2 separate regions of the Homo sapiens genome follow, and region 2 is linked to region 1. Evidence: chromatin loops called from intact Hi-C (ENCODE). Cell type or tissue: ovary. All regions are shown on one strand.

Region 1 (2,500 bases):
GAGAAAAAGAAAGGGAGGAGGGGTGGAACCACCCTTAAATCCAAAGTTGCACAACTATTCACTAGGATAAGAGGTCTCTCCCCAGAAGAGACAAAGTTACCAAGTGATAGGAATCCATTCTATGGCCTCCCTGAAGCCATATTCAGTGTCCTTGCTATGGTATAAAAGAACCTAAAATGCCATTGCAGTCTGCCAAACTCAGGATCACAAAAACCCTAAACCAATACCTGACAATTCATATAATGATGCTATAGCAGTTCCTGAAAAACAACTGAAATTTGTTGTCATTTTGAAGTCTATAGTAGTGTAATCAATCATACACCAAGAAATCTCAGTCTCCCACATCCAGTGGATGGGGAATGCAGCTCCCAACCATCCACCATCCCACCAACCCCCACCCCAGGCCCAGCCAGCACAATTCCTATTCTACTCACCAGCCAAGACTGAAGTTTCTCCTGCAACACTTGATGGCATCAGACACCCTAAATAATGCAGGAAAGAAGAATAATCTCAGTGTAAAAAGAAAAAAAGCCCATACCCCAAATGGAGGAAAGGATCATCACTGAAGTTCTCACTAGGAAGCCATTTTGTTTTTTGAGTTGTTCTTTTGAGAATTTCTCTCTGGGGGAGGGGAAGAGGGAACAACAGACAAAAGAAAAGAAAATAAGCCCACCACTTTTTTTTTTTACACTGAGACGACTTCTTTTCTTCATTATTTAGGGTGGTTTCCCTGCAACAGTTGATGGCCAAGGATATCAAACCTTAAACTCAGAACATGGCAGGTGAGTAAAAGTTGACCCTATTTTTCAAATAAAAGATCAGTGTTCTCAAAACTTACATATGTAGTCTTCTTAAACAGCTCCCTCCTCCCTCCAAACAAACTACCTTGCTGGTCCAGCCTGAACAACATGCACAAAGACTTTGGCTCCCCTAGAACAAGCCATTGAGCCTTCCTCTTGAGATAGGGGCATCAAGAATAAGGATTCACATGTTTATTCACAACTCAGGCTCCTCAAGGGGCTGGGATCTCCCCAATTAGACTCCTTTGTTTCACTATGCCCACAATCTCAGAGGTGTTTGAAATTGTCTGTACTAGGGAAGAAAGGATTTTCAAAAATAGCCAGTCACACAGAACAGCTCTGGACCAAGCCATTACCCAATCCCGGATGGGAAGTTGCTTCACGTTTCTCTTAAGTTGTTACGCAGCATTGCCATGGCAGCAAAAGAGGTTAACCATTAAGGAAGAACCTGTTCAACTGACTGAACCAACAAAAATCTGAACCTAGATCAGGATCCTGATCTATCTCATGTACTCAAGTGTGAGGCCTAATAGAGGTTAGATCATTAAGACGACTAATCTAGCTTTCCCACTTAATTTTGTCACCAGAACAGCCAAACAAAGCCTGGAGAACGCTCTTGTCTCACTGGAATGGATTTCTATCCCCATCCTGCTAGGCAAGACACAGTGGTAGAAACTTGGGACTGCGGCTCTATCCTAGAAGGCCTCCCCAACCATTACCCCAGAGTAACCGCAGTGACTGACATAGACTAATATTACATGATTGAAGGCACATTCCAGTTACTGGTTGATGTAGAAGATAGGGGAGCATCTCTGTGTGGAAGCCATAAAGAAAAAAAAAAGGGAATGAAGACCAAGGTCCCACACCCCACACCCTCCCCAAGCAGCTCAGATATCCCAAGATAGTCCTTATTGTTTGAAAAATAGTTTGTAGACCATTTTATTTAAATATATGAACAACCAATGGGCTACTGCAATCCAAGTAAACTCTTCACATTTTAGAACCTTTGTGAAGTATAGTAAGATAAAGTAAGACTGTTGGTCTTTGGCAGATTCCTCCTGCCCCCCAGACAGGGACATAGATATACAGATAAATGTTTATATAGTTAAAGAGCGGAGGCCCAGGTGAAAATTCCCCACCCCAAGCTGGCTCCCCAACCCAAAAATTACCATTGGCCCCTGAGAACACCCAAAGACCACCCTCCCAGATTTCACACAATATCAATTGCAGGAACAGTCGTGCATGGCAAAGTATAGTTCTATGCATTTCACAGCACAGAAAACCCTTCTTTCAGAGGGCATGCAAGTTGCCGGAGATTACACCCCCAAGTCTGGTGCTCTTGTGATGAGCAACTTACTGGCAAACACATCTCCCAGTGTTGTAAGCAGGCAAATACATTGAGCACATTTTGCTGTAATTCCATCTATTTGCAATGCCTGCACAGTGTCTGTCTCTGGCTGTTAACTTACTCATTCTTGACAGAACTCTGCTTTATTGATTGCACTTTTTTAAAAATGCCAAAGGCATTTTCACACTTGTTAGCTTGACCGCCACCACTAGGGTATAAGAGCAAGTGTTCTCTATGCCTTACTTGCTACAGTCTCCTCCTTCTTTGGAGAGGATTCCCGTAATGGTAACGGTGATGGGGGAGGCTGGTGCCAACGACACAAATACATTTCTGTGGTGGAAAGGTACGGCAA
Region 2 (2,500 bases), 55 kb after region 1:
AGAAGGGGCACGCACAGCCAGCCTCACCTGACATGCTGGTTTTCAGGGAACATTGGCCGTTCTTTCTTTTTCGCTTTCCATCTGGTGACCTGGCACTGGATGGAGGCAAAGTGGGCAGAATCACAGAGCAGTCTTCGAGTAGCCCCTTTCTCATCCGAGAGGCTTATGCAATCCCCCAAGGCCTGATTCTTTCCATTTTGTGTCCTCATTCTACCTCCCACCCCCCAGGGTCAGCTGACAATGCTTAAAAGGGTCCAGTTATCTGGAAGTTGCAGGGGAGAGAGATAAGGGGCTTGGCTGTGGCACAAGCATATTCTAGAGCCCCAACACACACACATTCACCCGCCAGAAGACCTGAAGCACCCATAATCTGCAGGACATCCTCATCTTTCAGTACATGACGAATACGCTGGAAGAATTCTCAGGATATGCTTAAAGCTATGTAGCCTTTAGAACACACACATACATATGCAACATAACACCGGCACAGATGAATAACCATGCAACCTTCACTATAAACCCATGGATGGTGAGTATGCACCAGGGCCAACATACCTGTGAAATTTTCAGGGCATTCTTAAATGTGCTATACAACCTCTAGGATATGCCCATGTGTTACACAACACTCTGCACAGGCACCTCATAAAACCACCCTCATCCCTCCAGTGTGCACGTGTTGCTTGAGCTCCAGGTCATACACACATGCTAAATAACCCACAGCAATAGAAAACACTACACCCTCTGCACAGCCTCCATTTAACAGAGCAGCAAACTGAGACCCTGCTTGTGCCTGGTGACACCATGAGCTAGAGTCAGAGCCGGGACTGAGCCCCTCTGTGCAGCGTATTATTAGCAACCCTCAGCCACTGCACATATATGTTGCCAGGCTCTCCACATACATGTTGCATAACCTCGGTGCACACAGGTTACATAAGCCCTCTACATGCATGCAAGGATTGTATAACCTCCCGCACCCACCCTGCGTGTGGCATGTTGCAGGCCCCTTCCTCCTGGAGCCGGATGCAGCTCCCAACACACTGACACAGTGACCTTGGCCAGGGTCACAGTCACAGACAACCCTATGCTCCACGCCCCGTGGGGATTACTCCGGTCTACTTCCTATGAGGCTGAAAGGTCAGGTCTCCCTCACGCCTCCCAGAGGGTTGGGTGCAGGGGAACTCAGCCCACCTAGGCCCCAGTTGAGCTAGCGGCTTCAGCAGTTACCACCAGACTCACAGCCTCTGAGTGTAGTCCTAGAGATAGCCACAAGGTGGCGCATAGACATGGGGGAGGGGAAGGTGATGGGGGAGGGGTTGCAGTCTTAGGAGACTGGGAACTGGCATTCCTGCCTTTCTCCAAACATTAAGCACAGACTCTTCCAGACCCACAGAAGCCTAAGCTGGGAGACACAGGGGCTGCAAGTGACAGCCACACAGCGACAGGCCAGATCGTCCTCAGAGTCCTTCCTGGGGTGAGGCTTTGGGGGAGGGGAGCTACCCCATGCCCTGCCCAGCTGTGAGTTCCATCTACTTCCTCTACCCTCCAGGGACCCAGTTGTGGGCCTTAGGGCTTTGCCTGGCCAGGCCTCTGGCTTCCTGGCTCGGGATCTGATCTCCTAGGCAACAGTCAGCCACACTGCTCCCCGGAGCACCCCCACCCCCACCCTCTCCCTGGCCATAGGCACAGGCTGTACCCAGCTCCCAGGGCACCGTGCCAACTGGGACAAAGCTCTGTGCCACTTGGAGCTGATAGAAAAGACAGAGACCCTCTGGGCTCCTCAAGGGCAATGCAGATCACAGGTAACCATCCCTTGGTGTATGTGCAGGGCTGACACCTCACCCATGTGGAAGCAAAACCATCATGGTTGGCGTGCACTTTCTGGGAGGAGCCCCATCGCAGTGCCCGCCCTTGACCATGAACAAGGAAGAGCTTGTGGGGCTCCCAATAGATTCCGAATATAAGCTTGGGCTATGACCAATAGTTACTGGTGCATGTGCCCTGAAATGTATTACGTGAACCGCAGCTTGTGGACAACACACTTGTGGTCAGATAGTAAATGGGCTGGTAGGGAGAGGAAGAAAATGGCAAGGCTGTTTGGATCCCACATGCTCAAGGTAAGGGCAGCAATGGTGGAAGGGACGTTGGGGGCATCTGAGACTGCCCAGCAATGTCTAGGGAAGAGCCCCTTATGTGCTCCCTGTAATTGCTCTGTATCGCTCCCCGCTTCAAAATGAGCATCTCTCAATCCAAGTGCCTGTCACATCTGAACATGACTTCATCTGCCAGACAAAGGTAGGCAGAAGGCTTGCTGGCCTCACGTCCATCCCACAGAGGTGCTTAAAGGCGGTGCCTAAAGGAGAGCTCAGCCAGGTGCCCATGCCTGCTGCTTAGGAGTTGGCATGACCTAGTTGCTGAACCCATTACCTGTTCTCCTCTGGGTCTGACCCACACTCCACCTTGCTTGGCTTCTGTTCCATTCACTTCAATTCCATCCAGGATG

What was found. Peaks named below come from ENCODE experiments on the same cell type or tissue, not always from the same donor. Only the 100,000 strongest peaks of a DNase experiment are listed, where the experiment ranks them.
Region 2: it touches region 1 in a loop (4-fold over the local background); 5 of 110 quality-filtered maps call a loop at or near these places.

Annotation. Positions count from the first base shown.
Region 1 is chr17:40,129,519-40,132,018 of GRCh38, reverse strand. It overlaps MSL1 (MSL complex subunit 1), which reads right to left. Exons shown (of 9, transcript NM_001365919.1): 3 at 2,392-2,500; 4 at 435-482. Among named protein-coding and RNA genes, the nearest start is that of MSL1, 8.8 kb to the right of the region's middle. In ovary, no CTCF peak of the experiment used is centred here; a DNase peak (open chromatin) is centred at 1,168.
Region 2 is chr17:40,074,466-40,076,965 of GRCh38, reverse strand. It overlaps THRA (thyroid hormone receptor alpha), which reads right to left. Exons shown (of 9, transcript NM_199334.5): 2 at 2,425-2,500; 3 at 28-95. The coding sequence starts at 2,477. Among named protein-coding and RNA genes, the nearest start is that of THRA, 13 kb to the right of the region's middle. RefSeq lists enhancers at 1,124-1,203, 1,327-2,182. In ovary, a CTCF peak has its summit at 1,264 (motif pointing right); DNase peaks (open chromatin) are centred at 1,256 and 1,605; H3K27ac peaks cover 884 bases.